Linked DNA regions of Homo sapiens: region 1 is linked to region 2. Evidence: chromatin loops called from intact Hi-C (ENCODE). Cell type or tissue: Calu3. All regions are shown on one strand. Links, peaks and the distances in the headings refer to the core of each region. The heading gives the core; the rest is flanking DNA.

What was found. Peaks named below come from ENCODE experiments on the same cell type or tissue, not always from the same donor. Only the 100,000 strongest peaks of a DNase experiment are listed, where the experiment ranks them.
Region 1: a loop joins it to region 2, with 1.9 times the contacts of the local background. A loop is called at or near these places in 1 of 110 quality-filtered maps.

Annotation. Positions count from the first base shown.
Region 1 is chr3:171,325,907-171,342,614 of GRCh38, forward strand. All of the region lies in intron 2 of TNIK (TRAF2 and NCK interacting kinase), which reads right to left. Among named protein-coding and RNA genes, the nearest start is that of TNIK, 130 kb to the right of the region's middle. RefSeq lists an enhancer at 1-58. In Calu3, for the core only: no CTCF peak of the experiment used is centred there; a DNase peak (open chromatin) is centred at 8,735.
Region 2 is chr3:170,945,631-170,962,338 of GRCh38, forward strand. It overlaps the pseudogene KLF7P1. Among named protein-coding and RNA genes, the nearest start is that of EIF5A2, 45 kb to the left of the region's middle. In Calu3, for the core only: no CTCF peak of the experiment used is centred there; no DNase peak of the experiment used is centred there.

The DNA of each region.
Region 1 (16,708 bases), core at 4,009-12,008, 380 kb after region 2:
AAACAAGTCCCAGAGCCCTTGCAGAATTGTGCCCACTCTTCTCGAGCCTCATCTGCTCTATCCAGAATTCATAACAACTGAGGTCCATAATGATGCCCTTGGGTCTTCGTGGGTTCAAATTTGTTTAGAAGTGTTCACTAAGACAGCATGTTATGTGGCAGGGAAGAGGAGAATTGGAAATGTTTCCAATATCAAGATTATATATTTCAAGCCCCTAAAAATTACCCCACCCAGAACCTTGAATAGAAAAAGAGGAAAGTTACCAAAAGTGATCAGTAAAACCAAGAGGAAAACTACAAAGGCATTGAATCAACCATTGGTTTTAAATGTTTTTAAAATTTGTTAGTGTATTTCTTTGGCTTTATTATGTAGTATATACAAAAATAATTGTTAATCTTTGAATTGCCTTTATCTTTCAAGATACTGATTCTCGTTACAGAGTATTATAGACAGACACACAAAAGCAGCAGCCATTTAACCTAAAACGACAGAAGCGTATATAACAAGTGTCCTGAAAGGCTTATGTGCATTTCCTTCTCCCACAAGAAAAAAAAAGAAAAAAACTCCCACTGAGGTTCCCTAATTACTTAGATTTTGATAAAATGATAATCAGCAGGTAAAATCTATCCCAGTGATTCTCAAACATTGGTATGCATCAGAATCACCTGGTGGGCTGCAAAGTTTTATCTAAAATTTAAATCTAACAGTTTGTCCTGAAACATAGATTGCTGCACCAGAATTTCTAAATCTGTAGGTCTGGGATACAGCCTAACAATTCACTTAAAAAAAAAATTCCAGATAATGCAAATGCTTCTAGTCTGGAAATCATCCTTTGAGAAACACCAGTCTGTGCAATTATAGGTAATAATATTGTTTAATTTATTTGTTCACATTGAGTATTTAGGATTTGTGCTACCATAGGAGCAAACTACCTCTGCCCTTGAGGGTGCTCTTCTTAGGATTCATACCTAGTCTGCTTATATTTTTAGACTGTCCAGAAAGTCCCCAACTCACAAGCACCATACTTAGAATCATCTACTCCTACAGGATGCCTACCCTACTCTGCCCCTGAAAACCCCTGCTGCCAATAATGCAAGAAGCATTGTAAAACTGTTAAATTTTTAGAGAATCTATGGTAAAGAAAAGACAAAAGCTAAGCTATCCCTGGGATGAGACTCCTACTTTAAGATAAAAATGATTTCTGGGACAATTAGGGGGTCTGTTATGCAATTATACCTCAGTGTGACTTAGTTCAACCAAACTGGTTCTTCCTCATGCTAAGCTGAACCAGGGTTGCAGAGAGGTAAATGATCCTGAGTATGAAGTGGCTTGTAGTATCAGGCAGACTCAAGTGGAAAAACACTGGTGACCTGCAAAAAATTGCATCAGGCAGTGCACTATGGGTTACAATTGTAGAGCCAATGCCATGTGGGTGTTCACCAACTATTTCTCTTGCCTCCTGAGCACACAGGAGAGCTACCTTTCCCGGTCCCCTCATGTCTAGGAGGGACCAAGGGACTGGTTCTACCCAATAGCCTATGGGCTGGAGGGCTGGACAGTGCTATGCCTGGCCGCTAAAACACCCCACAAAGATGGATACGCTCTCTCTTCAGCTGACTCTGGAGGCAACTCTGAGGAGGCCCTAGGGGACACAGTGTGACTGGACAAAAGTTACCAGGATGCCCGTGGCATTGCCTGGAGGAAAGCTGCTCATCCAGAACAGTAGCTCTGGAGTCTGCAGGAGAAAGCCACAGACCACAAAATATTAAACCACTGAGTTTTGGTGGGCGGGGTGGGAGCAAAGGGGGGTGTGTAATGTGTTACCGCAGCATAGCCTAGCCTTCCTCAACTAATATAGCTGCATAAAGGAAGGTGTAACGGGTGCCCCTTCATCATCTTAGCCAGACCAAACTGTTGCTCCACTCCATTGTTCTATATTACATAGAGCCAATATCAACTTTATACCAGATCTGTGGCTCCCAAACCTGGCTCATAAAAAAAAAAAAAAAAAAAAAAAAAAAAAAATCACTTGTTTGGAAAAAGAACCCTGAACCCTATTTCAGACCTACTGAATCAGAATCTCCAAGACTCAGGCCAGGCCACTTCTTAGACAAACTGCATGTTATAAACTAAATGTCTGTGTCTGCACCCCAAAATTCTTACATTGAAATCCTAATTCCCAACCTGTTGGTATTAGGAGATGCGGCCTTTGGGAGATGATTAGGTCACAAAGGCTCTGCCCTCATAGGATTAGTGCACTTATAAAATAGGTCCCAGAGAAGCCATTACCCTTGTGAGGACACAGTGAGAAGACTATGAATCGGATCATCTATGAACCAGGAGGCAGACCCTTACCAGACACTGAATCTGCTGGAGGCTTGATCTTGGACTCACCAGGCTCCAGACCTGTGGCAAGTAAGGGTTTGTTATTCAAACCACCCAGTTCATGATATTTTTGTTGCAGCAGCCCAGATGACTGGGACACTGCAGATTCGCCTGCGTGGGGCTACCATGAAAAGTCCCTTTCAAAGGACCAGTTTGCCCCTATCCAGAGACTGGGTGATATTTCTGCAGACACACAGTTTAGGTTATTGTGGTAGGTTTACTAATCCTTACCAAATTATTTTAAAGTGAGGATTTTAAATTATGTTTTGGCAGGAATCAAATATTCAAGTGTAATGGGTTTAATAAATTTAAAAGCTTCTCTTTTAAGATGACGCAATAATTGGCATAAAGCCGAATGCCTGAAATACCTACCAGTGAGAAGGATTTAAATGTTCAATTAAAATGATTTGAGATTTATTGCTTGTGAGGAAGATATTTAAATATGTAAATGAAACTGGCTCCCCACCCTCTCCAGTGTGGGGGTGGATTCTGCCTGCCTTTCCTCATGCCCTCTAAGGGAGTCTCTCTGCCCCTTGAGGACAAAGGCATTCAAATGACAGAGCTGGTGGCTGTGGCAGGAAGTCACTAAGGAAACAATGGAGGGCGCTGTGGAGATGGCCACTTCCTTCTTCCTCAAACACAGCAACCCCACCCACCTCAGGGCCTTTGTACTTGTTATTTCTGTAATCTTCATCCAGATGTCTGAGAGACCTGCTCCTGCACTTTCCTTATGAAATTTCTGCTCAAATTTCATACTATTCTTGATGCCTTCTCTGAAGCAAGAATCCCTTGCTATATACACACACACACATACACACACTCCTTACACCCTATTTTATTTTTCTCTGTAGTAGCTTCACTATCTGACACGTTAACTATTACTTATTTGTGTATTTGCTGTTTCCTATACTCGTTCATAATGCCTGGTCCCTACTAAGTGCTCAAATAAATGTTATTATCATTTTAAAAAATTATTTAATACCATGGTAAGTATTTTTCATTGTCTCATGAGGCAATTAAGATTTGGCAATATTACTTCAGTTTAATTATTTCCCACTAATATATATCAAAAATATATATTTTTAAATCAAAAGAATGTAATTGAAAACAGCAGGGCCTCCAGATAGAGAAATGTGTCCAAACTGCAGATCTTTTCTAATGAGCTGTGTGTCCTTGGGTCATTTACCTTAAACTCTGTGAGCTTCAGTTCCCTCACATATAAAATGAGCATAAAAATTCCAGCTTTCAGGGTTGTTGTGAAAATGATACATGAAAAAATTAAATCCCTAAGCACATAGTGTGCCCCACTGATATTCTAAAGAAGTAGATGGCAAAATAAGGAAAATAAGAGAATAAATGCCTTTTTATTTATGCCAGTCATTAGCTAACAATCAACCACTGTGAATGAAAAAAGCCTAGTAAAGTCAATAAAATGTGAAGTGAAGCCTAATTCATTTTTACAATATGACCTACTTTCTGCTATTTTTGATTCACATGAACAACTGAAGTTGCAAGGAGCTGATCCTGCAAAGACTTCATTAAAAGCATATTCTTTTCTTTTCTTTATGGCTTCCAGCTTTGAGGGATGCGAAAACAGATTTTTCACTTACAAGCCTCCTTTGAAAGAACCCTGGCACTAATCTTACAGTACGACTTTGAAAATCTGTGCAATGTCAAAGGTTGTCACAGATGGGGGAAAGGAGGGAGGACCTGAAGGAAAGCGGTTTTTAATTCTACTCAATTATGCAACTTCCATTAGGCAGTTCTGACTGTCCTAAATAGATTATTCAGATCTTAACATTTGAAGGTTTGCAAAAATAAAATTCTGAATGATCTTCTTCCTTCGATAGACCTAGGTATAGGCTCTGTGGAGAAGGCCTAGCTGTGCTGGTTTTTCATCTGGGAAATGCGCTTATTAGATACTGACCCCAAATCAGTCAAGTGTCATTGAGTCTTAGACAGCAAAATAGCTGAAAGAAAAAAAATATTTTCGGCTGCTTTGGAATACCTTTGTAAAGGCCATTGTCTTTTCTTTCATGGACTACAGTATTCTTTAACCAACTTAATCTACCTGCTAACAAAGATAGAAGAAGGAAGGCTTATTTTCCCATAAGGCTAAACAAAGATTAATGATAGCCAACCAAATTGTCTCTTAATTTTCTTTTCTTCTCCCTCTCCAGCTGGCCTTCTAGAGATAGAGTGTATAGATTTTTCTCTTAGTTAAGAACATTTACTTAGAAAGCAGCAGAATACTAATAACAAAAGAGTAGGGGGTTGTTTTGCCCTACACATCACAGGAATTCTGCCTTGTAAGCTGGAGGAGGTATAGGGGCATTTTATTGTTGGGGGATTCTTAACCAGGCAGATGGGGAACCTAGCGGCCAAAAACCTTCTTGGGTGAATCTTACATATGATCCTTCTGTTCCCACTATATCCTCCAAACCCAACCCCAATGAGAACCACTACTCTGCCCTTCAGACCCTGACCTACCTTTCGAATTATGATTGTAGCAAACCAATTTGTCATGCCATGTTAATCTATTCTTACCCTACGACCCCGAATTAAAACACTCCCAGGGGCCCCACCCAAAGAAGAGTAAATGCCAAGTGAGTGGATGGAACAGGTCCGTTTGACCTCATTTCAAAATATAGGGGAAAAAGACATGGATGGTCCTCCCACAAAATAACACCACCACGAGTTATAGAGGTGCCCATTTCGCTTCTGTGACAAAATTTTCAAATTGAACAATCTAAGCCTTTGAAATCCTCACATGAAAACAAGATTTTGTGATGCTCTGAAACAGCAGCACATGTTCTGATCCCTTGCTGGGTGGGAAGCACTGGGGGTGGTTAATGAGTTCTCACACCCTCTGGTGAACCAGCTCCTTTCATTTCTGAGTGAAGAAAGGGGCCCTGACAGTGCGCTACTCCATAAATTCAAAAACAGGCCACTTTCTACCCCAGATCCACAGCCACTCCCTGGCCCTTTCCTAAAGGGTTCCCAATTAGGAATATGGCAAAGAGAGCCCTGTAAATACCAGTTGCTGTCATTTCTTAATATTTTCTGTGATGGCTTGACTTGCTAAAATGACAAGGTGTATTATTTTTAGCTTCCAGTTTTGGCGAGTTGATCAGTCAAAACAAAGTATTAAAATAGCATCTACTTGGTAAATTCAATTTCAGATGACTGCATCTAAAACTCATATCCATTATAGACTCATATAAAACTGACTTATATGGCTAAGGAAGTCTGAGAAGGAATAACTAAATATATAGCTCAAGGAGGAAAGATGAATAACTTCTTTGGTCTCAAATACAAGTCTATTTTGGCATCAAATCCAAAAGCAAGCCTATGATAAGCAATGGATTCATTTAAATCACTTTAGGACAAATGATTTAAAGAGGGTTTTCTAACGCTCCAGTGTTCCATCCAGGATGTGTGAAATGCATGAGATCTCAGTTAAATGTAGCATTTTTAATAAATATAGTCTAAGTCACACGGGCCTTTTTGATAATGTAATTTTTTTCTTTGAACGCCTCTTTTACAATATACCTAAATGACTATGAAAAGCTATCTCGTGATAATATATGCTAGAAAACCCCATTTTATATTATTTTTAAAGTAACTTATTCTAATTTTTAAAAGTAATAAAAGTGTAGGGGAATCTGGATAGGTAACTGCAACTCACTACTATCTTTGCAACTTTTGTATTTAATTTAATGTAAATTAATCTAAAATTAAAAGTTATTTTTTTAAAAAGCAATATTTGTTTTTACTGTAGACTATTTGGAAAAGTATAGAGAAGACGGAAAATCACCTATAAAAATAGGCATACCTATATCTAACTGTGTGTATATGAGTAATACATCCTATCATCTTTTGATTATATGGTATTTCCCCTACCATTAAAAATTCTTCATAAACTTTGTTTTAAAAGGCCACTTATCATTACATCATATAGCTAGCCCAAAATTTGTTTAATCATTTTCCTACGTGGAACATTTAACTTGTTTACTGTTTTTGGCTATTGGAATTAGTTTTACAAACAATATAATTGTGCATAAAGCCTTTTCATATTTCTCATTATTTCCTCAGAGATGGATGAACATTTTTAGGCATAGCCAAACTTCTTTCCAGAAAATTAGCCTTTTCTTAAAGAGCATGCATCACCCAACCTCAGCTCGCAGTGCCACCATTTATGACAACCTTCCAAAATGGCCGGAACGCTGCCAGCTTCACACACCACGGCACTTCCTGGGAAGAACCTCAGGACAGAATATCTGCTGTTGAGTCAGGGCTGCTATAGCCAGAGAAAGGTGTGAGATGTGTAACTGTCTCCAGGTAATCCTTCTGCCAGCCAACTACCTCCTGATTCAGCTATAACCTGAAGGCCAGGTGCATTCACCCAAACAAAACCCACAGAAATCAGAGGAAGGGTGACTGAGGATAAGAAAGGCTAGACACATAAAAGAATGATGTGAAATTTAGCTTTTACCAAGAACTGAAGTGTTATATTTGGCCGGAGATTATTCCCAGCAAAGGAAACACAAAGATGCTTGGGTATTATCTATACTAAAACTGGGAAAACCTCAGCTGACCCTATAAGTTACTTGAAAATTTGGGGACATTTTTGTCAGAACGACAGAAAAGCAATATTGGATGGGACTAGGGGGTGGAAATGCTAGAAATCTGTGATATACAGTGAGTGCCACAAAAAGAAAAATTATTTTGCCCCAAATGCCAAAAGCACAGTGATGTTCTTTGATGTTACAGCCACAACTCTTAGGGAAGAGGCCCCAGTTGATGGCCTTCGAACTATATTCTGCTTGAAAATATTTTGTTTGATCCTAATAGTTGGTGTTGGGGGTGGGAGGGAGTGTGTGTGTGTGTCTCTTTTTAATTTTAAATATGAATATTTTGGAACTTTTACATAAAGTCTAGCTTTTCTAAAAAAAAGAAGAAGAATCTAAGATCTGACAACAGGCCGGGCGCAGTGGTTCACACCTATAATCCCAGCACTTTGGTAGGCTGAGGTGGGCAGATCACCTGAGGTTAGGAGTTCAAGACCAGCCTGGCCAACATGATGAAACCCCGTCTCTACTAAAAAGTACAAAAATTAGCCGGACGTGGTGGCAGCCACCTGTAATCCCAGCTACTCAGGAGGCTGAGGCAGAAGAATCGCTTGAACCTGGGAGGCAGAGGTTGCAGGGAGGCAGAGGTTGCAGCGAGCCAAGATCGCACCACTGCACTCCAACCTGGGCGAAACAGAGACTCAGATGTCTCAAAAAGAAAGAAAAAAAAAAAAAAAAAAAACCTACAACACTGGATCCCCATTCCCACGGCAATAATTGGAAAATGAGGAGTGGCTGTCCCCTTTGGGCTGAGCAAACTGGCCATTTCACTCATGAGAATTACATGCCTGGCCCTCTGGCCATCAGTTTGCAACCCCTATCCTACTACAAGGTCTTTCAAAGATTTTAGCAAGGCCCCAGATAGTAACCTTTCCCTTTCCCCATCGTGCTCAGCACTCAGTTACTCGACAGATACAGCACAGGGAGCGCCTCCCGCCAAAGGCAGTTTTTTTCTCCAACTGCGTATTTGTCTTTTAATCATCATTTCCTTTCCTTCCCTGGCCAACCACACTGGACAACCCAGGAGCCTGTTCCAGGAGCTGAGAGCAAGTCTTCAAGTACCAGTGCCTTGTTTCTTCACCAGCTCTCCCACCACTGTTATCATCACCCCTCCTAAACCACCTCCCACCAACAAAAGTATCTGACTGAGGGGTGGGAAGTGTCAAGTACAGCACTGGACAGTGGGTGGGGCTGATCACAATGACTGTGCACCAGACACCAGGGTGCTTGTCCTAGAACAAATTAAAATGGAAAGAAGGGTTTTAAGAACTGGAAGAATAATGTGAGATTTGGCTTTTAGGAAAATCACCCAAGTAGCCTGCCTGTTTGCCCTTGCTCTCTCTCGCTCTCTCCTCTCTGTTCACACACACATACACAATCCTCTGCACTGTGACCGTAGAAACTGGAAGGCGCCTTCCTGAGGATATGGAGTGAGTGGAACAGAATGTTGGAAAAGATGCCTGGGAGATGGAGGAGAATGACAGAGAAGAGAGGGCAGCACAGAAAGCATCTTCCGGGAGGACTGGTGGCCATCAGAGACCTGCGAGGACCTAGAGCTGATTCATGGCCACATTAGGGCATCCAGCAATGGCTTGCCCTGCCAGGCTCTCAAAAACCTGGCACTCAGGAGCAGCATGGAGGAGCCTTCTAAAAATAGTCTAGAATCAAGCTACCTTCTGGCTCATTCCGTTTTCCTTCTTTTAAAGATTAACTAACCTCAGGCTGTGCCAAAAAAGACTAGAGGGGGAGAAAAAAGACTCATGAAGTCTTGAACAGGTGCTACTGTTTATTCACCCAAGTCTGACATCACCACATTGTTTCTAGGGACTACAGCAAGTTTCTGGGCTTCAAACACTCCAGTAATTTCCTTAGGGAAAAGCAGAGTATGAAAGGAAGGTAGCTTGTATTAAATTTAAAAACTTGAATCCTGTATAGTTGATCTTTATAAGTTTCTTTTTTTTTTTTTTACCATAAACTGTGCCAATCCCTTTGATGACAGAATCTATTATTCTACTAGCGCTTACAACAGATCACTGTCATTTGAAGTGACTTTCAGAGTCTTCAGAGATACAAATAAACAATGCACCCTTCCTTCCCCAACTGCCAAAAAAAAAAAAAAAAAATTGTCTCCTCCTGAAAACCAATCACTAGCAACCTTCTATTAGCTTGGAGAATCTTTTTAATGCAAAAGGGTCTGGAACTAAAAGTGATCAGGGCAAGGATCTCATTTTATTCATATTTCTATCCCCAGGGATAAGCACAGTGCCTGGTAGACTGTTTGCGTGCAAGAAAATTTTGTTGAAAGGCTGGACAAATAAAAGAAAATGCATAGGTTGTTTATTAATTTAGTAATGCAATTTCCAAATTTTGTTTTTTCTTGTTGAGGTATAATCTATGTTAAAATTCACCCATCTTAAATGTACAGTTTGATGAATTTTAACAAATGTATACAGTCACATAACCACCACAATTAATCCTAAAAAGTTCTCTCATGCCCCTTTGTAGTCACATCACCTCCCCATAATCCTAGTTCATTGATCTGTTCTCCATCCCTATAGTTTTGCCTTTTCTGAAATGTGATATTAATGGGATCACAGTACACAGCCTTTTGAGGCTGGCTTCTTTCACTTAGCATAACAATTTTGGGATTCATTCATGCTGTTGCATGTATCAGTAGCTCATTCATTTTTATTGTTTAGTCGTATTCTGCTATATGGATGTGGCAAGATTTGTTTTTCCATTTTCCATTTGATAAGTATGTAGATCATTTCCCACTTTTGGCTATTATGACTAAAGCTCCTATGACCATTCAATACAGATCTTGGTACTGGCGTGTGTTTTATTTCTCCTGGGTAAATACCTGCAAGTAGATTTGCCAGGTCATCTGGTAGGTGTATAAATAACCATAAGAAACTATGAAAGTGCTTTCTAAAGTGGCACTTTAGAATGTATCATTTTACATTCCTATCAGCAAGGTATGAAAGTTCCGGTTGCTTCATAACATTGGCAACAATTGATATTGTCAGTCTTTTTAACTTTAGTCATACAGTGCGTAGTGTATCTCGTTGCAATTTTAATTTGCATTTGCCTGATGACCGATGTTAAGTATCTTTACATATTCATACAGCCCCTTTACAGGCCAATCAGATAGCTTCTTTGGTGAACTGAGTATCTAGTAATGGAAATAAAATCTACATTACTCATTTAAATTTCTCCAACATATTTTGACTGATATCCGTTAATAACCTTGTCAAAACTAACAAAATGGGTTTTTGTTTTCCTCCATTTTCCACGGCAAATTTCCTAAGATGAATTACACACTTCCTTTACTCCTTAAAGTTAACCATTTTCACACTAACTTAAGGCCTTTTGTTCCAAATATCCTTGATACTGTGCTGTAACAACTGAGCACACTCTTAACCTCCTATCAGTTGACTGTGTGCCTTTCTTTTAAAAATTAGGTCTGTGTTTCATTTTCAGTGTTTTTGTCTCCCTCCTCTCTCTCAGGGTCTACTATATGCTGTTATCTCTGTGCCACTGTAACCTGCTGTATGACCACATAAGTCAAGCTTCTGTGACAATTTTTTAAAAATAAGCATAAACAGCTCTGAGGAAAGGCCTAACAGTCTAAGAACAAAGACCATAGTCCCCTCGGAGGGACCTGATGACATACATTTTATGGCTTATTTCCAGATCATGGCTCTGCTTGAGAGGTAGGCAAAGTCCATTAATAAGTGTCCTTGGGATCAGTGAGAAAAATCTCCATCAGCATTTCCAGGTGCACTAGAAAGTTTTGTGGGTACTTACCAACCAACAGTGATAGATCCCTGAAGGGGCCAGTTTTTCCAGTTCCAATTGTGATACCAAATAAATATCATGTTTAAGGTCAGCAAAGTGAGGTAGAAGTAGGGTTACTGCTCTAATGCAGTGCTCTAAAGTAAGACCTCAACTTTCCTTTTTGTTCATTTTAACAGCACAGCCCTTTGGCAGGGAGCTTCATGCTCCCTGGAATCCTAGTGGGGATGAGAAACACAAGAGCTCCTTTCCCTGTGGAAGCCTCTGGATTCTGACACAGCTTCACCTCTTCCCCACAGCCTCACCTCTCTAAGCCAGTTTCATGACTATAAAATGAGGATAATGAAGTACCTACTGCCCACCCCAGAGCACTTTGTGCCAACCAAACATGAAAGAGAACGTAAAAGTGTGCTGTGCACTAACAGGACTCCAGGAGATCAGCATTATCACAGCTCAAAGGCAAGCCTGGCCACCAGGCATCCATGGCAATCTCATGCCAGGCAGGAAGTTCCTATGAAGAAAAACAAAGACACGAATACCCCTTAGCTGGAAGGAGAGAAGGTAAGAGCCTCCAAGTGAGAATGGAGTGATAGTCTGTGCTTCCTGGACAGAGGAAGTCGCAAGAGGAACGGAAAGCAGGTTTTGAACAGGGAGAAAGCAAAAGACCTCAGATAAGCAAAGATGAGGAAGGGACATGAGGTCCAAACGTTGAATAAAGAAACAGTAATACTGGGCACTGTGGGACGCCTTTGCATGTAAATACGGTTTAAGCCTGGGCATCCTATTTGGGCGGATATAGTTACAATGCCATATTTCATTCTTGAGGTTGGTCAGCAAGACTTTCCATGAAACTTCTGCTCCCTTATTCCCACTTACTGTTCCTTATCCATAACGATAGATGTGTATTACATATACTTCTTACCTGCTGACTGGATCTTCTGTGATCACACCTTTCCTAATAGAATATTTATCCAGGCCTGAGTTCCATAGTCAAAGAAGGTAGAAGATAATCTGCTTAAATGAAGTGCCTGGCCATTTCATTCACTTCTAGAAATATTTTCTCAAGATTACCATGCAAGCAACAGATTTTCAGGAGGCAGAAAAGATTTCTAGACTTTGCCCAGAGGGAGAACTACAAATGCCCTCAGGATAAATAGTGCTCCAATGAGCAGAAGCCCAAACAAAATAGGAAACTGATAGAGAACCCTAGCTCTAGATCTTTTTGTCTTATACCATCCTAGCATAAGCAGAAGGGAGAGAAGCTGTTCTAACCACGATTGAAGAATGAAGCTATTTAGCAGCTTAATCGAAACTACGTACCTTTGAATCTCTTAATTTTACCAGGCTCTTCTACGTGGACCTATATTTCGGTAATTATAATGGTAATGTGGATTGCGGGAAGATATCTTCCTCTTATGGCTCCCCACTCCAAGTCTTTGATTTCCAATCAACCAACAATTTTTTTAAGATTATTTATGTTAATCCTTCCACTCTTCATTGCCTCATTTCTAAACTGGAGAAGCCCTCATTTCAGTAACAACAACAACAAAAGTGACATGTATAGGGGTGTGTGTATATATGAAATCCCACCATCCTTATGAAAGTAATTTTTCCCAGTTTTCTAGGTTCATGACGTTAAGAAAGCTGAACCTCACCAGAGAATGTGTAATATGTTAATATCCCCCAAAAGCCAAACATTAAACATTACTTTTATTAGCTAAAATTTATTGAATGCTTACTATGTGTGCCAAGAAATGTGCTTAACTCTTTTTTATTATTTTTTCTGTTGGAGACAATGTCTCGCTCTATTGCCCAGGCTGGAGTACAGTGGCATGATCTCAGCTCACTGCAACCTCTGCTTCCTAGGTTCAAGTGATTCTCGTGCCTCAGCCTCCCAAGTCACTGGGACTACAGGCATGTACCACCATGCTCAGCTAAGTTGTTTTTTTTTTTTTTTTTGTATTTTTAGTAGAGACAGGATTTCATCATGTTGCCCAAGGGTCTCAAACTCCTGACCCCAGGGAATTCACTTGCCTTGGCCTCCCAAAGTGCCGGGATTACAGGTATCAACCACCATGCCCGGCCCTAAGTGTGCTTATCTCTTTATAGGAATTGCCTAACTACCGTACAGTGCAGAAGGTACTATTATTAGCCCAATTTACAGGTGAGGAAACTGAAGACAGAGAATGGAAGAGCTAACGTTTGAATCTAGGACTGTCTGACTCTGCCCAAGCTCATAATGACTATGCTACATCAATTAGTATTATTTTCTGTCTCCCATGCCTTCCCCATGATGTTCGTCTTTCTTTTCTCCTAAATTCATGCATCCCTTTAACAAACCTTTATTAACAACCTAATATAATACATGCTAGTCAGAGGGCTAAATACACATTTCTGTTTTCTCCATTTCACTCATTGGCACTAAGTTACCTCCCATCTCCTACAACCAGGTGTAAAAATTCAGGTGTCAGCCCTGAACCTGCCATGTGTGGGCTGAGGCAAATCTTCACTGTTTGGACTAATATGGCCTTAGGCCAGAAAGATGCACTTGTAGGCTCTACTCTGAGACTTGATAAGTCATCCTTGCCATGAGTGTGGCTCTAGCCATGTGTCCACTCTGATATTCAGCTCAGTTCATTAGAGAAGCCAGTGCTGATCACTGGCCTCTGCCTTGTTCCCTTTACCTGAGTCTATCTTGAATATACTCAATATCCAGTTCCTCTAGAACCAGAATGCCACTTCGCTTTTGTCAGTCCCCATCCATGGAAGCTTTTCGTCATTAGAATATGCATTCCATGAAGGCAGAGATCTGCGTCTGTTTGTGGAAGTATCCCAAGCTCCCAGCACAGTGCTGGTACACAGTAGCCCCTCAATGCTTGTGGGTTGAACAGACCGAGGTCCTTCAGCTGAATCCCAGGCTGGCTGATGGCCAGGCTGCTTCTCACTAGACTTCCTCCCTCTTTTCTCAGTCTTAAGACATCTAAGCAGACTTCTTGGGAAACTCCACAAGCTCTCTGGATGTCCTGATGCCAAGTGCTACCAGAATCCGGTCTGTTGCTGTAATTTTCAGATTGTGTGCCTTGGCTGCCAGACGAGGCCTTCTGGCAGCACCTGCAAGGTGTGTTTGTTGGCATACACCAGCTCATGGGCCGGTTTCCAGCCCCTCCCAGTCTGCCTCTGCCTTATTAGGCTGTGTTAATTGGTTTGAGCCTAGTTATATCTAGAAATAGTGTCCATATAATTATATACACAAATTATGAAAAATTCATAGAGATTTATGTTCAAAGATATAACAGCAAGAAATTGGAATGCATGATAAAACTGTCATGTAAAGGACAGTAGATACATACAATCTACTTCGATTCTACCATTAAAATATTATAAAGAATATTTGATGACATGAAAAAAATGCTAATATTTTTAAAGTTACAATACTTTACATGAAGTATGATCCTAACCATGGGAAAATGTATTTTTAACAAAAAGGCCAGCAATAGTCTCTAGGCAGTTGGACTATGAGTGATTAAGGATTTTCATTTTCATTTTTCTACATATTTCTACATTTCCACAATAAGCATTCATTACTTTTGTAATGTAAATAAAATGAGTGTAGTATTGTAAACCAGTTCTAAAGCAGATATGACAATCCCTTGACAATACTTAGCCCAAACATCTCAGCCATTGAGATCTGAATTACTAACCTGTGATTATCAGTAAACCGAATACATAAACAGGATGAGTGCAGTTTGAATTTTAATTTACTCCCATTTCAAGTTAGTGAACAAATCTACAGACTGAAGTAGGGTACTGCCTGATCCCATGGCACACAACTCAAGTCTTCTGAAGTGCCCTGCATCGTGCCTTGTTGATTATACTTACTCGTGGACTTTACTCCTTTCTCCCACAAGGCTACCTATCAGCTAGCTTTCTAAGGATATTCTTTTAGTGCCTAACACAGAACTCTGTGTTTAACTGGTGTACCACAAATGCCTATGGAGCAAGTTAATTTTTGAAGTGTACCGAATTGATTTCAAAGCAGTCAGCTTCTTCCAAAGTTGTCCTGGAAAACAGAAAAACAAGAAAACAGGCAGTCCAATTGAAACAATCTCTCAAACTCTTCTGTGGTCCAAAAGTCACTCCTCTGTCTGTTTCAACACAATGACCTGAGGACTCTTGGTATTTGGGAGGGAAAAAAAAAAAGCCTACAAATTTGGAAATAAGTAAGCTGTTCTCCTCCAAGAACAAAATTCTGAAAGGATGGAAGAAGAGAGCTATTGGAGAGGTAGCTAGGGGTTACTGATTTTAATATTCATTGGAAAATATATAACAGACTACAAAACCATGAGCTTATGGCTATTAATGCAGTTGTAAATGGGACAAAAAGAGTCAATTTAAATAAATCTATTTTGTTAGTATAGTACAAGTACCTGTATCAAATCCACTACAATGTACACTTAAGAATCACATATTTTGGGCCGGGCACAGTGACTCATGCCTATAATCCCAGCACTTTGGGAGGCCGAGGCAGGTGGATCACTTTAGGTCAGGAGTTCGAGACCAGACTGGCTAACATGGTGAAACCCCTTCTCTACTAAAAATACAAAAATTAGCCAGGTCTGGTGGCACAGGCTGTAATCGTAGCTATTTGGGAGGCTGAGGCAGGAGAATCGCTTGAACCCAGGAGGCAGAGGTTGTAGTGAGCCAAGATTGCACCACTGCACTCCAGCCTGGCCGACAGAGCGAGACTCTGTCTCAAAAAAAAAAAAAAAAAAAAAAAAAAAAAAAAAAAAAAAAAAAAAAAAGCCATATATTTTGCTGTATGTAAATTTCATCTCAGCTTTTTGTTTTTTGTTTTTTAAGTAAGAGAATAATAGTACAAGTGCTGTGCAGATGTGGCAGAAAGCCCAAGGCATTATGCGGAAACAAAAGCCCAAAAAATAACGTGATCATTTTACAAACATTCACTAAACACATACCCTGTATCAGGCACTGGTCTACGCAGTGGTAGTAGCCTAGTCTTTATCCTTATGGCAGTTACAGTCTAATAGGAGAGAGGCTTAACTCAAAAATAATCCATACGTTCATTCCAGCTCACCAAGCACTGTTGAATCCACCATCTTATTTGATCCCAACAGAGATCTCCTGAAGTTGGCAGAGCTATTGCTAGAAGTTTGCAAAAATGGACCCAGTGTACAGCAAGCCCTATACCCCATCCCAAAGTAATATTCCTTCATATCCATGTATTTTCAAGATGTTTTACATTTTTATTATGAAGAAAACCAACCATCTTGGTTTAAAGTAACTTTGTTAATGTTTTGCTGTGGAACAACATATAATAATTTAAATATAACCAAAAGATCCATTGAGTTTGGCCTCTTTATGTTACTCATATAAATTACGAAGACTAGATCTGAAACTATAAAGCTTTTAAAGCTGTCAAACTTTAGTGTGCATGGGAATTACCTGGAGGGTTTGTTACCCACAAACAGCTGGGTCCCAATCCCACAGTCTCCAATTCTTCAGGTCTAAAGTGGGACCAGATAATTTGTATATCTAACAAGTTCCCAGCAGATGCTGATGTTGGTGGTCCCAGGAACATATTTTGAGAACCACTGGTCTAGATTAAATTGTGAAACAACCTGAGTCTCAGTGGCTCAACAGAGTTTTGTTTACTCAGTAGGAATACGTGTTCTCCACAGGCTGGCAGAAAGGCTTTGCTTGTTGCAATCACTCAGAAATCATCACTCTCAAGCACCTTATGGTACCAGAAAATGAGGATTCCTTTCAAAAAACAAAAAAACAAAAAAAGAGGGAGGTGTCTCTGTGGCAAAGGGGCACAGCAGACAACTGAGAGTTTCCAATGGCCAAAGCTGGAAAAATTTGAGCAACAAAATACA
Region 2 (16,708 bases), core at 5,258-13,257:
CCAGTACTATGTTGAATAGAAGTGGTGGGGATGCACACCCTTTTCTTATTCCAGTTCTTAGGAGGAATGCTTTGAACTCTTCCCCATTCAGTATGATGTTGATGGTGGGTTTGTCCTACATAGCCTTTATTATTTTGAGGTATGTTCCTTCAGTGCCTAGATTGTCGAGGGTTTTAATCATGAAGGAATGTTGGATATTATTGAATACCTTCTTTGCATCTATTGAGATAATCATATAGTTTTTGTTTTTAATTCTGTTTATGTTATGAATCACACTTATTGATTTGTGTATGTTTAAGCAGCCTTGCATCCCTAGAATAAAATCCTTGCATCCCACTTAATCATGATGTATTATATTTTTGATGTGCTGTTGGATTCAGTTTGCTAGTATTCTGTTGAGGATTTTTGCATCTATTATTCATCAGGGATATTGACCTTAGTTTTCTTTTATTGTGTTCTTGCCTGATTTTGGTATGAGGGTGATACTGGCTTCATAAAATGAGTTAGGGAGGAATCCTTCCTTCTTGATTTTTTGGAATAATTTCAGTAAGATTGATACCAGACTTCTTTGTACATCTGGTAAAATTTGGCTGTGAATCCATGTGGTCCTGGGCTTTTTTGTTGGAATAATTTTTATTACAGCATCAATTTGATTACTCATTATTGGTCTGTTCAGGGTTTCTATTTTCTTCTGGTTTAATCTTGGGAAGTTTTATGTTCCAGGGATTTATGCATTTCCTCTAGGTTTTCTAGTTTATACTTTTAGAAATGAGAGAGGTAGGGCCTTTTTCTGGATTAGCCTTTGTCTTAAAGGGAATTTTGTGGGTTGTTTGATCTTCTATCTAGACCACTAAAAATTTCCCCATATCCACAAGGAGGCTGATTTGCTTTCTTACCATTCATGTGTTCACTGGAGTGGCACTTTTAATTTCCTTCAAGAACTTTTCCTTTGCATTCACAACTTGACTACCTGTTTGATGCAGGAGGACTAGCTTTTGACTTGTCTCAGCTTTTGGCATGCCTTCATCACTAAATTTAGTTATTTCTAGCTTTCGAGTTAAAGTGAGATATGTGTGACTTCCTTTCACTTGAAAACTGAGTAGTCATGGTAGGGTTATTAATTGGCCTAATTTAAATACTGTTTTTCAGGAATAGGGAGGGCTAAGGAAAGAGGGAGACAGAGAGAGAGAGAGGAGAGAGGAGGGAGGGAAGAGGGGAGGTGAGGGGGGAGAGAGGGGAGAGGAGAGAGGGAGGGAAACAGAGAGAGAGAGGAGAGAGGAGGGAGGGGAGAGGGGAGGTGAGAGGGGGAGAGAGGAGAGAGGGAGGGAGGAACAGCCAGTTGATGGGGCAGTCAGGTAAACACAGTCGTTATCGATTAAGTTTGCTGTTTTATATGGGGGCAGTTTGTCATGCCTCAAAACAATTACCATAGTAGTGAGAGGTGACAACATGCTAGCAGCCCTCGCTCACTCTTGGCGCCTCCTTGGCCTTGGCGTCTGCTCTGGCCACGCGTGAGGAGCCCTTCAGCCTGCCATTGCACTGTGGGAGCCCCTCTCTGGGCTGGCCCCCTCTGCTTGCAGGGAGGTGTGGTGGGAGAGGCGCAGGCGGGAATCGGGGCTGCGTGCAGCACTCGCAGGCCAGCATGAGTTCCAGGTGGGCGTGGGCTTGGCAGGCCCCACACTTGGAGTGGCCGGCTGGCACTGCCGGCCCCGGGCATTGAGGGGCTTAGCACCCGGGCCGGCAGCAGTGGAGGGGGCACCAGGTCCCCCAGCACTGCCGGCCTGCCCATGCTGTGCTTGAATTCTCGCCAGGCCTCACCTCAGCTGCCTCCCCACGGGGCAGGGCTTGGGACCTCCAGCCTGCCTTGCCCAAGCCCACCTGTGGTGGGCTCCCTTGAGGCCCAAGCCTCCCCGATGGGCACTGCCCCTTGCTCTGCGGAGGCTGGTCCCATCGACTGCCCAAGGGCTGAGGAGTGCAGGCACTTGGGGCAGGACTGGTGGGCAGCTCCACCCACGGCCCTGGTGCGGGATCTACTAGGTGAAGCCAGCTGGGCTACTGTGTCGGGTGGGGACTTGGAGAACTTTTATGTCTAGCTGGAGGATTGTATATGCACCAATCAGCACTCTGTGTCTAGCTTGGGGTTTGTGGATGCACCAATCAGCACTCTGTATCTGGCTAATCTGGTGGGGACTAGGAGAACTTTTATGTCTAGCTAGAGGATTGTAAATACACCAATCAGCACTCTGTGTCTAGCTCAGGGATTGTAAATGCACCAGTCAGCACCCTGTCAAAACAAACCAATCAGCTCTCTAAAACGGACCAATAAGCTCTCTGTAAAATGGGCCAAGCAGCAGGATATGGGTGGGGTCAGATAAGGGAATAAAAGCAGGCTGCCTGAGCCAGCAGGGGCAACCTGCTCGGGTCCCCTTCCACACTGTGGAAACTTTGTTCTTTCCTTCTTTGCAATAACTCTTGCTGCTGCTCACTCTTTGGGTCAGCACTGCCTTTATGAGCTGTAACACTCACTGTGAAGGTCCACAGCTTCACTCCTGAAGCCAGCAAGACCATGAACCCGCCGAGTGGAATGAACAACTCTGGACGGGAGGAACGAACAACGCCAGACGTGCTGCCTTAAGAGCTGTAACACAGCCGGGCACGGTGGCTCGCATGCCTGTAATCCCAGCACTTTGGGAGGCCGAGGCGGGTGGATCACCTGAGGTCGGGAGTTCGAGACCAGCCTGACCAACATGGAGAAACCCCATCCCTACTAAAAATACAAAAAATTAGCAGGGCATGGTGGCGCATGCCTATAATCCCAGCTACTCAGGAGGCTGAGGCAGGAAAATCGCTTGAACCCGGGAGGCGGAGGTTGCAGTAAGCCGAGATTGTGCCATTGCACTCCAGCCTGGCCAACAAGAGTGAAACTCCATCTCAAAAAAAAAAAAAAAAAAAAAAAGCTGTAACACTCACTGTAAAGGTCTGCAACTTCACTCCTGAAGCCAGCGAGACCAGGAACCCACCAGAAGGAAGAAACTCCAAACACGTCCAAACATCAGAAGGAACAAACTCCGGACACACCATCTTTAAGAACTGTAACACTCACTGCGAGGGTCCATGGCTTCATTCTTGAAATCAGTGAGACCAGGAACCCACCAATTCCGGACACAGTAGCATTAAAAATCACTGATCATAGATCACCATAATAGATTGTCTGAGTCTGTTTTCTGTTGCTTATAACAGAATACCTGAAACTGGGTAATTTATAAGGAGAAAGAATTTATTTCTGACACTTATGGAGGCTGAGAAATCCAACATCGAGAAGACTTATCTGGTGAGGGTCTTCTTTCTGGTAGGGACTCTACAGAGTCCCAAGGTGGTACAGAGCATTACATGGCGAGGAGGCTAGGTGTTCTAGCTCAGGTGTTTTTTCCTCTTCCTATAAAGTCTTCAGTTCCAGTATTGTAATAATCAGTGAATCCAGTAACCCATTAATTCATGAATGGATTAATCTACTTATAAGAGCAGAACCCTCATGACCTAATCACCTCTAAAAGGTCCAGCTCTCAATACTGCCACAATGGGGATTATGTTTCAACATGAGTTGTAGAGGTGACAAACATTCAAACTGTAGCACAGATATAATAATAAAAAAATTGGAAATATTGTGAGAATTACCAAAATGTGACATAGAAGCATAAAGTGAGCACATACTGCTGGAAGAATGCCACTGATAGACTTGCTCAACTAAGCGTTGTCACAAACCTTTAATTTGTAAAAGAAAAATCAATATCTGCAAAGCACAATAAAGCAAAGGACAACAAAACCAGGTATGTGTGTGTATTTTAAAAGAACATTGGATTCAATTTGCTGAAACTTTTGTTTATAATTTTTGTGTTTGTGTTCATGAGGGATATTGGTTTATAGCAAGCTTGTTTAATCCATGGCCCACGGGCTGCATGCAGCCCAGAACAGCTTTGAATGAAGCCCAAGGCAAATTTGTAAACTTTCTTAAAACATGAGATTTTTTGCAGTTTTTGTTGTTGTTTTTCACTCATCAGCTATCGTTAGTGTATTTTATGAGTGGCCCAGGGAAGCCAAAAGATTGACACCGCTGGTCTATAGTTTGCTTATAATAGCTTTATCTGGTTTGATGTCAGGGTAATGCTAGCTTCATAGAATGAATTGGGAAGTATTACTTCCTTTTCAATTTTTTGAAAGAGTTTGTGCAGAATAGATATTATTTCTTCCTTAAATGCATGGTAGAATTCACCGGTGAAGTCATTTGAGCCTTGAATTTTCTTTTAGGGAAGGTTTTAAACTATATTATTGATTTTTAAAATAGATAATAAGGGTAATTCAAGTTTTAAACTTCTTCTTGCATGAGTTTTGGTAATTTGCCTTCCAACTAATTTGGAAATTGTTGGATTTATTGGCATAAACTTGTTCATAATCTTTCATATTATTCTATTTTTTAAAACTTTCTTTTTAATAGAGACTTGCATTGGTCAGTTCAAAAATTAAATTAAGTATTATAAACCCTTAATAATAGCATTTTGAGAGGCAAGAGCAGCTCCAGCTTGGAAGAGAACATTTGCAAATCGGAACGGCCACGGCTTAATGCCATCACTGGTGTGTGCGTGCATTCATGCTGGAGGCTGCTACATAAAGGAAAAGAAAGGAACCAACAGAATTCAGGGTATCTAAAGTTTCGTCTAGTGCACTGACTGGAGGTGCTACAGTTTAATACAGCTGAGGTTCAAGGTCCCTCACACATCCTTCATCCAGGAAGGATGCACCACACATTCAAATATAATCCCGTGGTACGCCCTGATGGACTGGCCACAAAATGCACTCAAATACAGTAGAGAATTATGAGATTGTCAGCAAGCAGTGCTCCAGAAATTGTTTTTAAGTCATGTCTAGTTTTAAATCTTTGGAATAAAACTGATTTTTTTAAATATCCTCCAACTAACATACATTTAATTGCCTCTGGCAAATGGACAGATTTGTGTGTGTGTGTGTGTGTGTGTGTGTGAAGGGTGTTTGTGTGTGTGTTAAGAGTGTTTTTTCTTTTTTTGTTGTTTTGTATTTTTTGTTTGTTTGTTTGTTTTTGGTCTAAATAGAAAAAAGGAAAACGAGGAAGAAAATTGTTGAGGCCAGACCTCGAAATGCCCCAAGTGTCCAATTGGCAGCTACAGCATTTGTGAGGAGGTTCCTTTGCCCTCAGACGAGTAGTTTCAACATTTCAGTGAAAACAAAGGCTGCAGAAAGCTGAAAACCCAGATCTTGAAGGTTGCTGTCATATATGTGTTTGTGTTTCTTATATTATTATTTCGTTTTGACTTCAGTTTTGCATCCCAAATATGTATGGGGTGGCATTTTAACAGTCAATGAGTCAAACAGTCAAAGGAGGACAGGAGGGGAGCCAGCTGGTAGGAGGGAGCAGCAACTGTGTGTGGACCAAGCGCCATTTTTATTTTACATGACGTGTCTTGAAGGGATGGTCCCAGAATATATAAAATATACAATCTGTCCTAATAACCACCTTACTTGCTTGCATAGGCCATTTGATGGTCCTAAAGGCAGTCTTTGGAGTTGAGGCCAGTACCAGTTAGCTAGGAATGCGGGTAGATAAGAGACCAGTATTGGATGTGTGTGTGTGGTATGAAACGTAAGGACTGTAGCCTCTTTTGGAGTCAGCTTGCAGAGTAAATGTGGGGCCTCTGTTAATCCTGAGGATTCTAGGTCACAAGTCATGGTAGGCCTAGCAAAAAAAGAAAAAAAAAAAAAAAAGAAAGAAACGTGTCTCTCCTTTTAGAAAGCCCATGAGAGAAACACCTCAACCTTTTTCTTGAATGTCAACCCTTCACTCTCACAATGGCATTTTAAATTGTGTGTTGTAACAAATGGAGGAATAGGAGCTCAGTGGGCATGAGAGAGAAGATAGGATGATGTTTTGTGAAGCCACTAGACTTGGGAGGCATCCTCAGTTTTCCCCACTCCTGGAAAGAGTGATATTTTTGGCTTTTTGTCACATCATAAACCAGAGTTAAATACACAGCTGCCCTCTGAGACTAGCGACATCTATGCTTTAACTGGTGATGGGGTAGCAATGACACCCAGCATAACAGTTGATCGCTGTGAGCTGAGGTCATTATGCCTCAAGGAGGATGAGAGAACTGTGATTGTCTATTTCGAGAGCTGAACATCCAGGTACCGACAGAGTCCTGGAGAGGTTTAGTCCGTGGAGAAAAGATAAAACACTTAAGCTTCAAAATAAGCTTTTCAAGTTTTCATTGGCAAAAATGGAGAGATTAAAAAGAAAAAATCTAGCACTGGCAGTAAGGTGAGGCTCAAGGGATATACTGTGATTTATCATCAAGGACTTTATTCTCTTCACCACTTTGCAGTCATGCTAGAAGTTTCCAGAACCCCTAGGGCATATGGTGTGCAAGAGTCAAAAAGTAAGAGAAGAAAACTCCTCCTTTGAGAGTGAAGTCTACAGAAATGCAGGCCAGAAGGGTGTAAGGTGTTATTCCAGAGTCTGCTGCCGCTAAAGCCTTTGGGATTGACGCGAAAGATCTCAGTAGTACTAAGAAGAACCAAAACCACTCAACAGTTCTGTGAGGGAGTCTGAACCATGGAATAGTAGGACTTTTCACACACAAAGGACAAATAAATCAAGAGTTAATTTTGGCTACCAAACTGCAATTTGGTTTTCTAGGTCATTTTCCCCCAACTATTTAAAAACAAACTTTAGTGCTACACATATACAACTTTAAGATGCTGAATTCTCCTATCAAGTTGCACTGAGAAGCAAGTGAAATAAGCCCCTCAGACTGCCGTTCACCTGCAGAGACGTCACATTCATTTACTTTGATTTCCATTGGCAACAGCGGGAAATAATTCAAATAGTGCTGAAGTAAGCAGCCAGTCTGCCTTGCTGAGTTCACCTGGTTTCCTTCTTCATCATCTTCCATCTAGCTAGGGCAAGGCATAAAGAATAGACATATATGTTTTAAATACAGTTGAGTGCATGACAGTGTGTATGTGTGTGGGTCTGTATGTGAGTGTGTGTATGTGTGTATAGAGGTTTATAGGTGAGAACTTTCTTCTGAGAGGCAGTGGTTCTCCACCTGAAGACCAGCCCCCTGCCTCATGGTATTTCCTTAAGACACTGGCTGATGCCACCGCAACTCTGGCCTTTCTGTTTTTTAGATATGTTTCTTCATAGGGAGGGCAAGATGGTCAGACCTAGAAAAACACCTGTTGCAGTGGTTGCATTTGAAGAGGTTTGCACCTGTGTGTTTCCCGTAGTGCCTCGTGAGCTCATCGCTTCATGCAAAACTCCACTAGCATCCCTCCCATGAGTACCTGTAAGGCTTCTCACCTGTGTGAGTCTCCTGATGGGCCTTTAAGGGGGAGCTTTTTGTATAAACTTCCTGGCACCCGTTAAACTGACAGCAGTGAACCCTCTTCTTGTTTTCAGGACATGCTTCAGCCCCTAGCCCTCCTTGGTCACTGTCGCTCTGTCCACTCTTAACGGCCCTGGCACCATCACAGCTGCTGAAGCTGTTGTGACCCCTCCCACCTTTACGGAGATGAGAGCAGCCTTCTTGGCCACGAGTTTCAACGTCACCGTGCCATCCACGGCAGAGAGAGTTTGTGAGGTTTTGACCAGATGGTGGCTGAGCTCAGGGGACAGTGGGGGCATTAATGAGGTCATTGTGTTGAGCTGGACCTGGTTGACAGCTGTGTAGCTGTCTAGAGAAGAGTTGGCGGCTGGAGGCTGAGGCAGGTCTCAGATAGCAACTTGCCCCGAGAGAGCAAGACTGCTGAGCTCTTCTGACAGATGGCCGCTTCCACGGGGAGCAGCAGGAGGTCTAAGCTACGGAAGCTTTCCTCAATGCACCGGGGAGGAGAAGGGTGGAGCAAACAGGCCAAGTCCTCACCAAAGGTCTCCGAGATCCTTCTGGGCTCCGTCTGTAGGTAGCGTTCCAATTCAAGGCCTGTCTCCTCTGGAATATTCCCTCTTCTCTCAGTCTCTATTCTCCTTAGGGGACCCTTTCTTTTATCCCGTGTTTCCCTCGGGGGTCTCCACTCCCACAAGTAAATATCTTCCAGGATATCCTGGAAGTAAGGCTTCTGGACTTCCTTTTTTCCACTTATTCCTGCTGCCAGGTCTCCAGGGATGGCAAAGCTGAGAAGTAGCCGGTGTCGTGGACAAGTTGTAGCTCCTGGAATATACTACAACTAGCCAACACGTCCCTGCTGCTGCTGCCGAGCAAAACCGGAGGCGAAACCCTCCCCCGAACACAATTGGGGCTGTTTGTTAGTGTCTGGCTGACCCCCAAAGAAGGCAGACATCCAGTGGCCCTTTTGTTTTGTTTCAGTCAAACGAAGCTGCCATCTATTTCTGCAGCGCTGTTCGCTCCTAATGCAATCTTTGCCTTTTGTTTTGGGAGTTTGTATTTCTCTTGCGATCGCTTCTCTCCCCCACTTCCCTTCCCTCCCCTCCTCACCCCCACCCCATCCTTTCTAGTTTGTAGTCTTGCCCTTCCTTTTCTCCCATATTATTCTTTTAATATTTGTAGAATCTGTAGTGATGTCACCTCTTTCATTTCTGATGTTGGTAATTTGTGTCTTTTTTTCTGATCTATCTGCCTACAGGCTTTATTGATTTCAAAGAACTGTTTTTGGTTTCATCAATTTTCTCTACTTTTCTGTTTTTTATTTCTTTAATTTCCACTTTGACTTTTATTATATGATTTTTTCTGCATACTTTGGTTTTATTTGCTCTTTTGCTGCTAGTTTCTTAAGGTAGAAGCTGAAATTCATTTATTTGAAACATTCCTTTATTTTTTCGTATCTGGATTGAGTGCTATAAATTTCCTGTTAAGTATTGGTTTAATGACATCTGATATGTTGTGTTTTCATCTTTAGTTCAAAATACTTTCAAATTTCCATTTTTATTTACTTTTTGGATTCATGAGTTATTTAGTGTTTTAATTAGCTTTCAATGATTTGGGAATTTTCTAAGGGTATTTCCATTACTGATTTTTAAAAATTCCATTGTGGTCAGAGAACATATTTTGTATAACTTGAATCCTTTTTGATATATTAAGATCTATCTCATGTTTCAGAATATGGTCTATCTTGGCAAATGTTTCATAGGATTTTGAGAAAAATATATATTCTGATATTATTGGGCATGGTGTTCTATAAATATCAATCAACTCGAGTTGATTGATAGTATTTTCCTAGTCTACTCTATCCTTGTTGAGTTTTATACTTATTCTATTAGTTATTGAGAAGATATCAAAATCTCCAACCATAATTATGGATTTATCTATTTCTCTTCACATTACTATCAGTTTTGGCTTCATGTATTTTGAAAGTCACTTGTTATAAGGTGCTTAAATATTTATGATTGTTACATATTTCTCATTAATTTACCTTCTTGTCATTATGAAATGTCCTTTTTAATCTTTTTTGCTCTAAACTATATTTTTTTCTGACATTAATATAGCCACTGCCACTTTCTTCTTACTGGTGATAGCACGGTGTGTGTGTGTTTACGTGTGCGTGAGATATAGTTCGGATGTGTGTCCCTGCCCAAATCTAATGTTGTAATATAATCCTGAATGTTGGAGGTGAGCCTGGTGGGAGGTGATTGGATCATGGAGGTGGATTTCTCATGAGTGGTTTAGTATCATCCGTTGGTGCTGAGTTCTGCCAAGGTCTGATCATTTAAAAATGTGTGGCACCTCCCCGTCCTCTCTCTTGTTCCTGAAGTGCCTGTTCCTACTTTACCTTCTGCCATGTGTAAAAGCTCCCTGAGGCTTCCCCAGAAGCAGATGCCACCATGCTTCCTGTACAGCCTGCAGAACAATGAGCCAGTGAAACTTCTCTTCTTATAAGTTACCCAGTCTCAGGTATTTCTTTTTTGTTTTCTTCAACTTTTATTTTAAGTTCAGGGCTACATGTGCAGGATGTGCAGATTTGTTACATAGGTAAACATGTGCCATGGTGGTTTGCTGCACAAATCATCCCATCACCTAGGTATTAAGCCCATCATCCATTAGCTATGCTTCCTGATGCTCTCCCTCACCCCACCACCCTCCTCCAACAGACCCCAGTGTGTGTTGTCCCCCTCCATGTGTCCATGTGTTCTCATCATTCAGCTCCCACTTATAAGTGAGAACACATGGTGTTTGGTTTTCTGTTCCTGCATTAGTTTGCTGAAGATAATGGCTTCCAACTCCATCCATGTCCCTGCAAAGGACATGATGTCGTTCCTTTTTATGACCTCGTGGTATTATGTGGTGTATATGTACCACATTTTCTTTATCCAGTCTATTGTTGATGGATATTTATATTGATTCCATGTCTTTGCTATTGTGAATCATGCTGCAATGAACATATATGAGCATGTGTCCCTATAATAGAATTATTTATGTTTCTTTGGGTATATGCCCAGTAATGGGATTGCTGGATCAAATGGTATTTCTGCCTGTAGGTCTTTGAGGAATGGCCACACTGTCTTCACAACGGTTAAACTAATTTACATTTCTACCAACAGTGTAAAAGCATTTATTTTTCTTGGCAACCTTGCCAGCTTCTGTTGTTTTATGTCTTCTTAATAATAGCCATTCTGACTGGTGTGAGATGGTATCTCATTGTGGTATTGATTTGCATTTTTCTCATGATCAGTGATGTTGAGCTCTTTTTCGTGTTTGTCGGTGGCATGTATGTCTTCCTTTGAGAGGTGTCTGTTCATGTCCTTTGCCCACTTTTTAATCCTTTTTTTTTTTGTAAATTTAAGTTCCTTAATTCTGGATATTAGACCTTTGCCAGATGAATAGATTGCAAAAGTTTTCTCCCATTCTGTAGGTTGTCTGTTCACTCGGATAGTTTCTTTTGCTGTGCAGAAGCTCTTCAGTTTAATTAGATACGATTTGTCAATTTTTGCTTTTGTTGAATTGCTTTTGGCTCAGGTATTTCTGGAGAGCAGTGTGAGAATAGACTAATATAGTGTGTGTAGGTATTTACATTGTTTTACTTTTTACCTTGTGTCTTTTTGTTTAAAGTGTATTTCCTGTAGGCAGCATATAGGTGAACCTTGCTTTTTTATTGTGGTAAAAATACATAACATAAAAAGTACCATTTTAAGTTATACAGTTCTGTATCATTAAGTACATTCACATTGTTGTGCAATCATCATCACCATCCATCTCTAGAACTTTTTTTCTTTCCCAATAGAAATTCTGTACTGATTAAACATTAATTTCCCATTCTCCACTCCCTAAAGCCCCTGGTAACTGTCATTCTATTCTGCTTTTCTGTCTCTATGAATTTGACAAAATTTAAGTTATTCTAGAACCTCATGTAAATGGAATCATATATTTTTACTTTTGCATCTGACTTATTTTACTTAGCATAGTAACCTCATAGCATGTGTCAAAATTTCCTTTCTTTTTAAGGCTGAACAATATTTCTTTGTATGTACCACATTCTGTTTATCTGTCCACACATTAATGGACACTTTAATTGCTTCCACCTTTTGGCTGTTGTTAATAATGCTGGTATGAACATGGATATACAAATATCTGTTCAAGGCCCTGCTTTCATTTCTTTTGGGTATATGCACACAAGTGAAATTGCTAGATCATATCATAATTCTATATTTAATTTTTTGAGGAATTGACATAGTGTTTTCCACAGTCACTGCACCATTTTACATTTCTACCAGCAATGCAGAAGAGTTCGAGTTTTTCCACGTCTTTGCCAATATTTGTTATTTTTCTGTTTTTTTCTTTTTTAAATAATAGCCATCCTGATGGGTGTGAAGTGACATATCATTGTAGTTTTGATTACCATTTCCCTAAAGTGATGGTTTGAATGTTCCCTAAAATTTATGTGTTGCAAACCTAATTGCCACTGTAACAGTATAAAGAGGTGGAGCTTTTAAGAGGTGATGAGGTCATGATGGTTCTGCTCTTATGAATGGATTAATGCCATTATCATGTGAGTTGGATAGTTATCTTTTGTTCCGGACTTTTTTGGATTCATCAAGTATTTAAAAAATTATCCCAATAATCTCCTTTGTTTGCTTATTAGCCATAACTCCTTGTTTATTAATTTAGGGATTGTTTAAGGATTTATACTGTAAATCTTTTACTTTTCAAGGTAAAAGTGTGTTATATGTATATATAATATATAAATACGTGAATCTTATACTAGGATACTTCCCTTCCTGACCTTCTGCTATTTTTTCAAAGATTCTACTTGAATATATGTTATAAACAATACAATAATTGTTATGATTTTCATACCTTTAAAGAGATTTAAATAATAGTTAAAAAAAGAATTGGCCTTATTTACCCATGTAGTTACTATTTCTGTATGCTTCCTTTCCTTATATACATCTAGATTTCTATCTGGTATGATGGTCTCTCCAACTAAAGGACATTATTTAATACAGAACATTTCTTATAGTGCAGGTCTGCTGTGACAGATTCTTTTAGTTTTGTACCTTTGAAAAAAATCTTTATCTTCATTTTCGAAAGATATTTTTGTCAGGTGGTGTGTATTGAGTTGTGTCCCTACAAAAGATGTGTGAATGTCCTAAGCCCTAGCACCTGTGACTGTAGCCTTATTTGGAAATAGGGTCTTTACAGATTTAATCAAATTAAGATGAAGTCATATTGATTACACGTGCTTTAAATCCAATAACTGGTGTCCTTATAAGGAGAGAGAGATTCGGAGACACAAACACTTACTCTCTGTCACACACTCACACACACACAAAGTAGGGAGACAGAAGATGGCTTTGTGAAGATAATAGCAGAGATTAGAGTTATGTGTAATCTGTCTGCATCCACTACAAATCTGGGAAGATAAGAAAAGATTCTTCCTTAGAGCTTCAGAAGGAGCATGGCTCCCTCATCACCTCTATTTCAGACTTGATTTTGGAATCTGGCCTGCAGAACTGTGAGAAAATACATTTCTGTTGTTTTAAACCACCCAGTTTGTGTTACTCTGCTATGGCAGCCCTAGGAAACTGATGCACCAGGTATAGAATTCTGGTTGAGAGTTTTTATATTTCAGTCCTTTATGATGTTGCTTTACCGACTTACCTTGTTTCTAACTAAAAATCTGATGTCTTTCTTATCTTTGTTTCTCTGTGTTAATCATGTTTTTTCCCTTTGCTGCTTTTAGGATTCTCTCTTTATTACCACAATTGTGCAATTTGATTATAATATACCCTGGTATAGTTTTCTTCATGTTCCTTATGCCTAGGGTTCATTGAATTTTCTGAATTTGTGGGTTTATGGTTTTATTACATTTGAAAAGTTTTTTGCCTTTATTTCCTCAGTCATTTTTTCTATAGCCTCCCTGATTTGTGAACTCCAATTGCCCGTACATGAGGCTGCTTGAAGTTGTACTACTCACTAATTTTTTTTCTTTTTAAAATATGTTCTTTTTTCTCCATGTATTTTATTTTGGATAGTTTCTATTGCTATTCCTTCAAATTCACTAAACTTCTTCAATGTCCAATCTGTCATTAATCCCATCCACTGTATATTTTATCTTAGTTATTGTGTTTGATTTGAATCTCTTTTATATTTCTAGGTCTCAACCTTGTGAACATATGTAAAAGCTGTTTTAATGTCTTTCTCTGCTAATTATAACATCTTCGTCAGTCCTGAGTTGATTTCTATTCATTGATTAGTCTTCTCTTTATGTGTTGTGTTTTCCTTCTCCTTTCCATGGCTGGTGATCTTTGGTGAGATGTCAGACATTGTTAACTTTAACTTGTTGAGTGCTGGATATTTTTGTATTCCTATAAATTTTCTTGAGCATTGTTCTCAGATACAATCAAGTTACTTGGAAACAATTTGATTTTTTTAGGTCTTGCTCTTATGATTTTTCAGGTGGGTCCAGAGCAGCACTCAGTCTAGAGCTAAATATTTCCCAGTGCTGAGATAATGCCTTCCTGAGTACTCTACTCAATGCCCCTGATTTATGAGATTCTTACAGCTGGCTGGTGGGAACAGTCACTGTTCCCAGGCCTGTGTGAGTTCTACACATTATGTCCTTTATTCTTTCAGATGGTTCTTTCCCTGGCTTTAGGTAGTTTTCTTAAACACATTTACGTAATTTTTTTTTAAATTTTTACTTTAAGTTCCAGGATACAGATGCAGAATATGCAGGTATGTTACATAGGTAGACATGTGGCCATGGTGATTTGCTGTACACCCTCAATTCCCTTTGGATACTTGGAAAGCTTTCTCAAGGACAGGTGTAAACAGGCCCAGAATGCAAAGATTGGAATAAATACCTAACTCTTCAATACCCAGACACCAGCAAACATCCACAAGCATCAGAAACATCCAGGAAGCATGACCACACCAAATGGACTAAATAAGAGACTAAGGGCAAATCCCAGAGAGACAGAGACATGTAATCTCTCAGAGATTTCAAAATAGGTGTTTTAAAAGACAATGAAATTCAAGATAACACAGAGAAGAAATTTAGAATCCCGTCAGATAAATGTAACAAAAAGATTGAAATAATTGTTAAAAATCATGTAAAAATCCCAAAGCTAAAAAATACAATTGATAAATGGAAGAAAGCTTCAGATTCTCTCAACAGCAAAGTGGATTAAGTGGAAGAAATAATTAGTGACCATGAAGACAGGCTGCTTAAAAATATACAGGCAGAGGAGACAAAAAAGAATAAAATGGAATGAAACATGCCTGCTTGGCCGGGCGCGGTGGCTCATTCCTGTAATCCCAGGACTTTGGGAGGCTGAGGTGGGTGGATCACGAGGTCAGGAGTTCAAGACCAGCCTGGCCAAGATGGTGAAACCCCGTCCCTACTAAAAATACAAAAATTAGCCAGGTGCAGTGGCAGGCACCTATAATCCCAGCTACTTTGGAGGCTGAGGCAGGAGAATTGCTTGAAACCGGGGGGGTGGAGGTTGTAGTAGGCCGAAATCGCCGCATTGCACTCCAGCCTAGGCGACAGAGTAAGATGCCATCTCAAAAAAAAAAAAAAGGAAAAATGCCCACAAGATCTAGAAAATAGCCCCTAAAGGGCAGATCTAAGAGTAATTGGCCTTAAAAAAGAATTAGAGTGAGAGTCCAGGATACAAAGTTTATTTGAAGAGATAATAACAGAACTTTCCAGACCTAGAGAAAGATATCAATATTCAAGTACAAGAAGGTTATAGAATAACAAGCAGATTTAACCCAAATAATATTACCTCAAGACATTTAATAATCAAACTCCCAGAGGTCAATGCTTTCCTTCAACAGATAGTATTTATTGAGCACTTTTTGTATACCAGGCACTGTTCTGGATACTGAGGATGGAGCAGTGGGCAGTGAACAAAACAAACAAAATCCTTCTTCTCATGGAGCTGATACTTCAGTGGGAAGAGACAGGCAAGAAAAAAAAAAAAGGAAGAGGGAAAGCCGCTAAATGCTAAGTGTCAATAAATGTTAAGTAAAATGGGGGCAGAAAAGCAAAGACAGAAAAGCACCCTACCCCAATGGGGGTAGGGTGGATCTTGGATAAGATAGTCAGCAAAGGCCTCCATGGAAGGCCAAAATAAAAAGTGAGAATTGCTCTAGATTAAAAGAGACCCCTGAAACATGTCAACCAAATGCAAAGCGTAAGTCTTGATTACATTCTGGCCTTAAAAATGCAAACTTAAAAACATTTTTTTTGATGAAAACTTGGAAGATTTGAATATAGATTGCATATTAGATGATGGTGTAAAATTATTAATTTTTCAGGTAAGGAGATGGTATTGTCATTATGCAGAGGGTATCCTTTCAGGAAGTTTATGCTGACAGTTTTTGAATTGTTTTAGTGTCTGTAGTTTACTTTCAGATGGTTCAACACATAGAGGAAGAACTAAAGCAAATGTGGCAAAACATAACAATTGGTAAATATGATGAAGGTGTAAGGGTGTTATTACAGTATTCTTTAAAATTTTATGTATGTTTGAAATGTTTTCAAAATAAAAACTTGGCAGAAAAAAAGATGGAATTTAGGGTTGTTGGAGTCGATCTGAGTTTTCATCACCAGGTGGTGCTAAAGCTTTTCAAATGTAGTTAAATTAACAGCAAACAATCTGTGCTGACAGTTGCATATTAATTTAGGAAAAATTTGGGTGGGAGGAACATAGACTATAAATCAAGCTTTTTAAATTTGCCAATTTTACTCTTGCTTGCATTATTATATTTTACACAATTTGAAGAGGTTCAGCTATACGTTTTCTGGCTGTCAGTTTCCTTCTCTTCGACCTTTCTCATTTCCAGGCCCTTATTTTCTTCTCACAAAAGAGCTACTGTGATAATTCCCAACACCAGATGCCACTGTGATCCACACTGCTCACAGAGTAACCTTCGTGCAGCATTTCTGTCCCCTTCATCAGCTCCCTATTCCCCTCCAAATAGTTTCCACTCCTCAGCAAAGAATTTACAGTTTGATACCAATCTTCTTTTCCCAGTGTATCTATTATTGTTGCCTTGCATTAACCCTACTCAGGAGAAACATTGACTGCTGTCCTTTTTTTTTCAAATAAATGTCATACACTTTCTTGCCACTGACTATTCTGCTTTGTGTGTCTCCATACTCCCAATGCCCTTCTGCCTATTGCCAGTTCAAAATCTGACCTTGCCCATCATTGAAG